2 separate regions of the Homo sapiens genome follow, and region 1 is linked to region 2. A link is an interaction called in ENCODE POLR2A ChIA-PET data of the cell type or tissue named here. Cell type or tissue: HepG2. All regions are shown on one strand. Links, peaks and the distances in the headings refer to the core of each region. The heading gives the core; the rest is flanking DNA. Region 1 overlaps TGFBR2 (transforming growth factor beta receptor 2). Region 2 has its middle 170 kb from the start of LINC01985.

What was found. Peaks named below come from ENCODE experiments on the same cell type or tissue, not always from the same donor. Only the 100,000 strongest peaks of a DNase experiment are listed, where the experiment ranks them.
Region 1: POLR2A ChIA-PET joins it to region 2 with 5 read pairs; 14 of 35 experiments call an interaction of 5 or more read pairs at or near these places.

What each region holds. Positions count from the first base shown.
Region 1 is chr3:30,611,122-30,616,508 of GRCh38, forward strand. All of the region lies in intron 1 of TGFBR2 (transforming growth factor beta receptor 2), which reads left to right. Among named protein-coding and RNA genes, the nearest start is that of TGFBR2, 7.2 kb to the left of the region's middle. In HepG2, for the core only: no CTCF peak of the experiment used is centred there; DNase peaks (open chromatin) are centred at 975 and 2,383; H3K4me3 peaks cover 3,833 bases.
Region 2 is chr3:30,344,990-30,350,376 of GRCh38, forward strand. It overlaps a transcript of LOC101927995 not described here. Among named protein-coding and RNA genes, the nearest start is that of LINC01985, 170 kb to the right of the region's middle. RefSeq lists an enhancer at 4,544-4,688 and a cis regulatory region at 4,608-4,625. In HepG2, for the core only: no CTCF peak of the experiment used is centred there; DNase peaks (open chromatin) are centred at 2,822, 3,082 and 4,722.

The DNA.
Region 1 (5,387 bases), core at 123-5,122, 270 kb after region 2:
TCTTGCCCATTATACCTTTAATCCTCTCAATCTTATTCAGTTTTCTATCTCTGGGATCTCTGGCAGTGCCTGACACATCATTTAGCACCCAGGAAGTGCTGAGCTGAGCCTCCACTTCATCCTACTGTATCTAATGCAACTGAGGTCGAGCATTTAACTAAGCAGTCACTGTTTGTTAGGTGTTTGGTCCAAATAGTAAAATCTTTACTTTCAGTTAGAATAGTTTTAGTTCTGATCACAATAAGTAATTTGACTGTTTTTGAAGTATGGAATTGGTTCTTGTATTCTCATGAAATATGGAAAAAGATGTTTCAACTTCTGACAAACATGATGGAAAGCTGCTAGAAGTTTTCATGCAATTCCTTTAGCCATAAATTTTGAATCAGTGTAGGGCCTTGAAAGCCACTGCAAAATTTTAAATAAAGTCACCAGAGGAATTATCCAGTAGATACTGATTCCTCTTTTTTTTTTTTTTCATAGAAGGGTGTCGGAAAGAGAATTTTATTACGAATGAAGTGCTAAAATCTAAATTTATTTTTTAAGTTTCTTTTTTCATTGGGTTTTATGTTTTGGTTTATAAGGGTGAAGCAGCGTTGGTTGAAGGGAAGTGTGGTCTTGTAGCCACCACTGCCTACTCTAGAGTAGCGTGGATATTATTTAGGTCTGATGCAAACCACCAAAGCAGTTTTAAATAGGGTGCAGGGGAAACATACTTCCTGGCTACAGCATGGCATTATTTGGCCAAGTTCCACATAAAAGCATAACTCTGTTACCTTGTTAGCTTCTACCCTCCAGGTCCTTATGTACAACTTCAGCAGATTTAAGTTATGATTTTCAGTAGAACAGATATGCATTCGCAGCAAGAATGCTCACCGCTTCTTTTGCACTCTCTACTTTCCTGGTAATATTTTGCTCCACAGGTACTTGTTGCTTGTGACTGAGGCAAGATAATGACTCATACTTCTTTGCTTGGCATGCCAAAGGGTTTGGAATGCTGGACAGGCAAATTGTCTCATCTCAGGGAGAAGGAAGAGAAAGACAATTAACATTTGAGAACCTACCCTGAGACAGCCACTTGATATTATGTATCTCATTTAATCCTAGGAAGAAATCTCCAAGATAAGTTTTATTATCTTTATTTTATGGATGGAAAGATGGATCCTGCTCAGGGTCTCTCTGGAGTTTTGCCTGGGTGCATGTATGAGTGTGTGGCCCAAGCTTCTTGTGCTTGCATGCTGCTAGGTTCTTTCGTGTGGTCTCTATGTGTGTATGCGTGTGTTGGGAGGGAGGCTGAAGAGGGGTGAATGGATATCAGATTTGAGAGAGGGGAAGCTTACCATCTAATGTCATCAGTTCAGTGCTCCTGATTTAATTGATTTGGTTTGCTTGCATTATCTGCCTCCTTCCTGACTACATTTGTACCACAGAAAATCAAGATAAGGCAGAGTTTCTTTGCATAAGGAAACTCTACAGCCCACAGTTTGACAATGGTGTCTTAGTGGTAGGACTCATGGTGGGTGACCTGTGGTTTGGCCACTTATAGCAGTTGGACATACCCCATTTGCAAAGATGTGTATTGTAAACCCCAAATTTTGAGTGTGTAGGACAATCATTTGTGTACAATCGTGTACAACTGCTGATGAGGGCAAGAAGAGCCGACTTTATCCAACATAACAAAGAAGAAGGGGACAGTTTGACTTTTGAAGGGGACAATTTGAAAACTTATAGGAGGTTAAGATTCTCTTCCTCACCCATTACATCAGGAGTACTTCTGCCTTTTACTTGCCACAGTCAGCTTTCTAGGTCTTAGCACCCAACAAGTAGCAACTATCCTCTTGGGTGTAGTCAGTTTAGTCTACTTATGGCCTCCTGCTTAGACTCTTAAGGGTTCCCTAGCATCTGTGTTTTGTTTGTAGGTTTGAAGCTATCATTATTAGATGAGATTTAGCTTCAGGGCCCGTACCTATGACTGGGGAGATTCTATCTGGGAAAGGTCAAGACATGCAGCTCTTTTTTTTTTTTTTTTTTCTTCTCTTTTCTGAGGGAATATTTTCCTCCAATTTTTTTCAGCTCTACAACTAAAATATAGACCTAGTATATGAACACAACTGGCCTCTGTCCTGGGCCTTAGATGGTACTCTGCTGTCATTCTTCTCTGGTCAGAGCCATGCCTATGGGGTGAGGTGACTTTTGGGCCTTCCAGTCTTACTCTCTTTTCATTTTTAGACCATGATTTGGTTATGTGGGAACCCACATTCGCTGTCCAGAAGGCCCTGAACTGGTATCTGCAGTTTGCATGGATCCTTGAAGCCATCTTCCTGAAGGCTGTCATTGCTACTGGTTGTGCAATCTCTGCACGAGGGTTGTTTAAGGGATAGCTCTGTGTGTGTGTGTGTCTGTATGTGAGAGAGAGAGAGAGAGAGAGAGAGAAAGAGAGAGAGAGACAGAGAGCGAGCTTGGGTGTCCACATATCACAAGGCCCCTCTTGATGTAGGATGGAGCAGGCAGGGGGGAGGAAGGCAAATTGATTACCAGGGCTCAGGATGATGTCTCTCTTTAAACCACCCATTTCTGTGGAAGGACTATGAACATTGTAGGAGTTCTAAAGTTGTACCTGGTCTTCCAAGACATTGAAAAGATATATTTGTCAGTCTAGGTAGAAGGATAACACCTATTTTATTGAGCAGTTTGCTAGCTTGATTTGTAACTTTAAATGTTTTGACTTATGGTACATGGGCCTCTATTTGCTCACTTGCCTTGGGCCTTCCCATGTTGGGGGTGGATCTGCAGCAGCAACATTCCTTTGCAGAGATGTTGGGTAGAAATAAGTTTTGGTTAATTGTACCATTTTTTCCCTGGAATAGACAACATTGAACATTAAAGAAAAAATGAGTTACTTTGTAGACATAGTGCTCTATTTCCTTTGGGAAATGTAGTTTTTCTTAGTTTGCGTTGTCCTGAAGTGAACTTTAGCTCTATACTTTTTTTCTTTCCTTTTTTTTTTTTTTTTTTTAGATTTCCTAGTGCCCTAGTTGCATTTCTTCTGTGTATTGAGAGACCACCAGGCGGGCAAGGTGAAGTTTATCTGAATGTTTTTTCCTCCTATTGTAAATATTTTATTTGAACCAAAAAAAGGCTTGGTTCTTCTCAAGCCTCTTTAAAGAAAACAAGGAAAAAGGCTTCTCAGTGCTTTAGAAGATATAAGATTGTCAAAACTTCATTTTAGAGAACTAGGGATTTGGTTGAACCAACATGAATGCCTTTGAAAGAAGATATGGGTTGGGTGCATATTTTCAGTATATGCTGCAGCAGCTCTTTATTAAAGTATAAATCATTACGAAGTCTTCATTTCCTATGGGGCGATAACACTGCTGCTTTGTGGATGACTACCTGTCACGCCCAAATCCTGCAAACTTTTCTACATAGGGAAATGAAATTGGGCTTATTTCCCCTGTAGCTTTTCTCAAGAGACTTCATGGACTAATTTCCCAATAATCATAGTAGCTACCACTTATTGAGGTCTTGCTACTGCACGGATCATGCTGAGTACTTCAGGTGTATTAACCCTCAAAACAACTTTAGAAGGTAGGTTATATTATGCTTATTATAAATCCTCCAGAGTCAATAAATTTGCCTAAGTCCACCTAGTTAGAAAATGATTAGGCTGGGGTTGGAACCAAGATGGTCTGGTTTGGGGATCTAGATTCCTAATTGTTATACTGTACTGAGACTAGTCTGCCTTAATTGACATAAACTACTTGTCCATTATAGCATGGGTGTTGGAAGACTAGAGGTTAAGAGAAATAATAATATCCAACATTTTTCTAGTGTTTTAGCATTCTTCATATATTATCCCATTGCATTTTCTTAGTGTAATAAAATAACACTCGGTTTATACACCAGGTAGTCAAACATCATGCCTGTCTTGTGATCTCAATGGAAAAATGAAGTGTATACCTCAAGTGATACAGTCTTGGCTGAATCATGGAACAATTATGCCATCAGGAAGTTTAGGTATTCTGAGTAAAACAGGCACTTTATTTGAAAGGACTGGGAGACTTCACAGATGCATCAAATATGTTGAGGATATAAATGCCAGGCTCAGGTGGATTTACTGTGAAGTGCTTGAACTTAACCTTCAAGGCTACCTATACCCTGGTATAGGTCCATCTCCTGGCTCTAGGAGAGGCCCTGGCAATGTGGTTAACAAGTGTCATCAAGTCAAATACTACGAAATCTTGCAGTGCCCTGAATCTTACAGCTCACATATAAAAGAAACCTGATAAAAGTTTTCCAAATTTGAAGTCAATCCAAAAAATTTATATGACATTACCTGTAATGAATTATGAAGCTGAAAGGAACTTTTCCAAATTATTCAAGAATAAATTACAAATTCTGATCTACATTTCTAAAGGGAAGACTGAATTATTTTTCTATTCTCTCAATAGAGAATATTGCAAAATGTTATTGGAAGAGATGATCAAAGAGTGTGCAACCAAAAAATATAGGAGAATTATTTCAGAGGTATGGCAATCAGTTAATAAAAATATTTGTTTTTTAAACACTTCATATTTGTAGTATTTATAGCTTTTAAAAATTTGTTGTTTGTATGATACTATTTAAAATTTTTTTTCCAGAGATGAGATCTCATTCTGTCACTCAGTCTGGAAAGCAGTTGCATAATCATAACTCACTGCAGCCTTGGAGTCCTAGGTTCAAGCAGTCCTCTAGAGTAGCTCGGACTAAAGGCATGCACCACCAAGACCGGCCAGTTTTTTGTTTTTTGTTGTTTTTTAATTTTTGTAGAGATGGTGTCTTACTATGTACCAAGTCTGGTCTTGAACACTGGGGCTCAGAGGAACCTGTCCACCTCTGCCTCCCAAAGTGTTAGGATTACAGGTGTAAGCCACTGCACCCGGCCTGTATGCCATTTTAATTCTAAATAAATATTCACTTTATTCTTAATTTTATATTCACTTTATTCTTAATTTTGTATTCTTCTTCTTAAAGAGTGCCCCTGAAATTTACAAGCTTCAGATTCCAAAGACCTGAGTCTTTGACTAATGGTAGGATTTGTTTGTTGGTTTAGAAAATAAATGTTAAAAAATGCCTCTTCCTCCTTCCCCCCATTGCAAACAGAGACTGAAATCTGCATTGTTATTTCACAAAACCAAAATATTTTTCCTCCAGGTTTAGCTAAACCCTTCATCATTTTCCTACTTTAGAGCCCCATGCCAAGTAGAAAAGAAGTTGCAAAGATGTAATTATCACAAACCTTCATCTTGGATGAAAGATAACCTAGCTCTGACCCTTAGTTTGAGATTAGAAGGACTCTACCTAGGAGACAGCTGGTAAAGACTAAGGTATGTTGTACCAGGAATCTAGGT
Region 2 (5,387 bases), core at 93-5,092:
TCTACCTATATGAAAGTTCAAGAATAGGCAGACTCATTTATGGAATAAAAATCAGAATAGTGGTCGACTATGGAGGTGGGGGCATAGACTGGAAAGACATTCAAGGGAACATTCTAGGGTGATGGTAATGCTCTATATCTTAACTGGGGTGTTACTCTTCAAATTATATATAATATATATATATATATATATACACACACACATATACACAACACATATACACATGTATGTGTATATATTTATATATCTTATTAGTACATACGCTAATCACACTCAACTCTTAAGAATATTGTATGCAATTACATCTTGTTTAAAAATTACTACCAAAATAACACATATCTACTCCCTAAAGTAAAGTCTCAAGATAGCTCAGAGGTTCCAGTGCTATTAAGAAAGAGAGTGTTCATTTGGTCCCTGGGAAATGATAGTAAAAGTTCCCATCCTTTTATAAGCAGTTCTAATGTGTCAGGCACTATGTTAGTTAATTGCTTTTCATAATTCACATCACTGAATTCTATCAACAACTCTATGAAGATTGAATTATCATTATTCTGATTTTATCACTGATGATGCTGATGCCAGAGAGATTGGTTGTTTTGTCCAGTATCACTGTCTAGTAGTTACAGTGTTGGTCATCAGGCCTGGTGTCTTTGTTGAACTCCAGAGTTTCCTTGCTTCAACCTCAGGCCAAGGCTGTTTACCCAGTAACATCATCAGAGCTCTTCATGACTTCTAAGATGGCGAAAGCAAGAAGAGGAAACTGTTAGAGAAAAATTACTAAAAAGTAAACCAAGAGATGAAGTAAAGGGCAGAGGTAGAAAAGAATGATATTGATTTCCTGGGACAGAGACTTATAAAATGTATTCTCTTCAATGAGGGCCCAGAAGTATTTAATTACTGTCAGCCTGAAACTACAATTATCAAACAAATTCTCTCTCCTGCTTCCCACATTATAATAAATAACCTATCTTGCCAATCTAGATTGCTAGAGATTTTTTTATTATCATTTAGAAGGAAGTCAATTCAGATAGGAGATAGGTTTCTATTCAGAAGGTCATAGATCACTTACAGCATATTCAGCTCAATGGGTCACCATTATTTTACCCTGATTAGTTGTAATTATAGTTTTACTCTGCCCAAGATGTTTCACAAAAAAAAAAAAAAAATCCCTAAAATCTTTGGTTAGTATTTTACTTCAGTTCATACAAATAAAATCAAGGGAGGTTCACTTTTTTTTTTTCAAAGTAGGTCAAATTTTTCCTGAAGAATAGAACACAGGAAAATTCCAAATAAAGAAATATCTTCACCATTTCCTTTACTTTGTCTCACTCCATATTTCCTGAATCAGCTTCATTGTGAATGACTCAGTAAGAAACTTAACAGGCAGGCATACTACTTAAACCAGCCCTGGCTTGTTCAGTATTGTGTAAGTTAATGGTAATTTTTAGGCATACAACTGGGCTCCAAACTTCTTTAAGGAAGAGATTATAACTAGGATGCTACAGTGGGAGCATACATTTGTAATGATTTTAAGAATATATTTTCAAAGGGTTTGAATTTTATGGTTAGGTTGGAATAGGGATTATTGCCATTCTCCATCTTTCTTTGCCTTCTCATCCACATTCCCTGTTTTGTATGCACAAATCAAGTACTTGCACACACACACACACACACACAGAGTGTCAAGTACTTGCGCGCGTGCGCGCACACACACACACACACACACACACACACACACACACAGAGTGTTCTGAAAAATTCAATATCCTTAGGGACAATTGGACAGTATTAGAAGATTTGGCTGTCCCCCTCCATGTGCAGTGTTAAGCCGACAGTTTATGCCTGCAGGTGGCTGCTTGCAAATGCAATTAGGCTCTGCACCCATTGGGAGGGCTCATTGCACTTAATTAGCTGGTCCAAGACTGTATTAATATTAGTAATTTTCCACCTGCAAGAAAAATGGACAGCTTAAGTCAGAGGAAATAAAATATAGGGCCAGGTGCATAGGCCATGGTAGCCAATGAATGCTATTTAGTAAAGAGAAGTATTGAAGCCTGAGCCCATTATGTTAAGATGTAGTTTGATTATCCTGGGTTTCTTAACAGGGATTTTTCTCAACAGGAAAAGAAAACCCATTTCCTGCTTGGAACTTTTGAAAAATACAGTGCTTAGTCTTTTCAAAGTAAGGTTTTGCAGTTTAGTGGAAGCAACATTGGCTTTGGAGTAGAACTGACCTATGTTCCTATTATGTCTTGACAATATTAGCCCATTGATAAATAGTGGAGTCAGGATCTGAACAAGGATTGCTGAATACTAGTTTCATGTTTTTTCCTCATAAATTCAGGATCCAGGACACAAAATGAAAGGATATTATAGGAAATTAAAAATTGAGGCCTTAGCGACATTCAATCTGAGATAACCTTCTAGAAAATGCAGCCTTAGAAAAGCAGGTTATGTTATTTTGAAATAACATCTTAGAAAATCTTGCTGGGATTGTGATGTACCTTAAAACATCATTCTTGGCATAACAGAAAGGGTGTTCATTAGGATTTGTAGATTGTTGAAACTGTATGTTTCTTTAGTTGGAAAATAAAACTTGAAATAAAAATCACTGGAATGTTAAAGTGATTTCTGATGTAAATCAGAAGAAAAAACAACAGAAGGCTTTGAAGGAAAGAGCTGGGGCACGAATTTTATTCTTATGGCATAGAAACAAGCTGGGGAAAAAGGGGCCCCAGTGATAAAGATCATGGAGAGGATGCGTGAGGACCAATTGACTCATTCTAGCACACAACCACATCCAGGAAACATGAATGTCCTAGATGACAAATGAGGAGTCATACTTGAACCAGAGCAAATTTCAGATCTGTCTATGTTAGAACAACAGCCATCTATTGCTCTGTTAAGGCACCACAGTGTAAAATGTCTAAGAGTTCAGTCTCCAGATTAAAATTGCCTGGCTTTGAATTCTTTTTCCACCACCTACTAGACAAATCTTTTGCAAGTCACCTGACCCCTTGAAGCCTCAAGTAGACTTAATTACAGTATCCCCCTTGCTTGGGAAGGTTAAATGGGAAAATCCCCACAAAGTGTTTGGTGAAGAGTAGTTGCTTAATATTTGTTTGCTCTGAGTATTAGATCATGGACATCAGATTATCCTGTGTTTTGATGTATAGCTTAACAGGCAAACACATTCCTAAGTGGTGTTCTAGCAATGTTCTTAAAAAAAAATGATCATGAAGAAATAACTATAAAAACAAAAACAAGAGCTCTTGGTCCAAACAATGCTGATATGGTTCCTTTAGACAAGCTTATTTATCTGTCTCCTTTCTACTTATCTTTCACGGCTCAACTCATCTCAGTATAACCTTGATAAAGCTTCTTTCAATTCTGTAATCAATTAATTAATTCCTTCTTTCTCTAAGCTCCCAAAACATATTATGTTTGGCCCTACTTTAAACAGTTAATTCTTTCTACTTGCATCTTTGGTTAATTGCATCACTCTCTCACCTGCTAACTTAGGAAATTCTTAAGGACTCATCTCTAATTCCAAATAGAATCTAATACTTTTAACATAGTAAATTAATTCTATAAATGCCTATTTAATTAACACTGAGAACATAAAATGTTTTTGTGGACAATAAGACACTAAACACACACATGTGCAGACAAACACACAACTGATTGTGGTTCACAAATATTGTCTCAAAAGTGAAAATGAACATATAATCTCACTTTACAATGCAATGTTTGGAGGGAAATGAAACAGTACATTATTATAATCAGTGAAAGATCAAGAGCTAGCCCAACCTTCTCCTCAACTAACTGCTCAGAAAAGACCAAGGAAGGAAAAAAGACCAATAGTCATGCATATAGAATTCTGTTATTAAGAGAAAATTCTGATAGCTTTTGTTGCCTTCTGTTAGAAATCGAAGGGAAGATAGGAATCCACCTGACAAAGACACTTGTAACACAGAGTTAATGACAAATTTTCTTGCAATTACAAATATATTTTTAAGGGCTCTTTTTTTCTTAAATAGGCTTTGTCAGAATCCAATGGACCTAGCTTAGGAACCCCCAAAACAAATAATTTCTGTGCAGAGATAATTTTGAGTTTTAGTTGCATTCAAGTGCTTAATAAAGTTTACGATAAAACCCTGAGCTCCTTAACTAATCCATATTGCATGCGGGGTGGAGGAGAGAACTGCCTATACAGGCAAGTCTTTCTTATACTGCTAGCAGTATAGGATCAAGGAAGCTGCACAAACAAGAAATTTGGGATTTAGGTCAAGATATTGGAAAAAACTTAAAATTATTTCTTTTCGTCTTTCTATCTGTATCTATCTGTTCGTATTTGTCTCTCTCTGTCTCTTTTTCATACACACACATACTCAAATGCCATATTTTAGTGCATAGAGTGATTCAAAATGCACTACCAATAATCACCAAAATATCCCCTTCTCTTGCAATAATCTAAGAATAATCTAGGAATCTAGATTATTTTTTTAAAGCCAGTATTTGGGTCCAGAAGATATTCTCTTTATAGTCTTGAGAAGCACAATAATCAATTCCTTTAAGAGAGAAAAATGTGTTTTTTTCCAAACATATTGCACGGAAAAGATAAGGCAGCTTCTCCCTAGGGAGATGGGAAGAACAAACAGTGTTGTCAACACAGGAAGGCTGCTGTAGAGGTGGACACATCCCCCTGCCACCCTGATTAGAGGAAGCCAGGAAGTAAGGGCGGTTTACTTGGAAACTACAATGAGAACCATGCTGCAGCCCCAAGTGGGGAAGGGGAGAAGCAACCTAATCCGGGGAAGGCTGTGATTCCAACATGGCATTTTCCTTCCATCCTCCACAGCATGTCTTTCTGAATCTGTGTCTGCAATGCCAGGGAAGAGCCATCAGGCCTGTGCTCCCCAAAACAGAGCTGAAGAGTGGACCTCAGGAACCTGGTAAAGATTTAGAATGAGAGAAAAAAACTATAGAACTATGAATTCAGACTGACTCTAGGGTAAAAAAAATGAGTTTGTATGGTAGATTTGCACTGTGCAAATTTAGCTAAGCAGGAGCTATGTTTCCCAGGATCCCTGTCTCTGCATAATTTCAGGTTAGCGTGGGCCACCAGAAACACACATGATGGGATTTGGAAGGCTGAAGTTAAGCGTCAATCACATTCCTTTAAAGCACTGAAGATCGGTGCAGGCAAAAGTGCAGAGCACAGGCACCACTGCAGCTCACCAAGTGATTTCTGCTCTCTGGCTCACATTATTGACATTGAGCAGAAGCCGGGCATGCAGCTTCATCAGCTCTCACCAGATTTGCTTCCTTCAGTTTCTCCAGCTCCTGGGTCAGTTACATGTTTAGCAACATGATGAAGCAAAGCA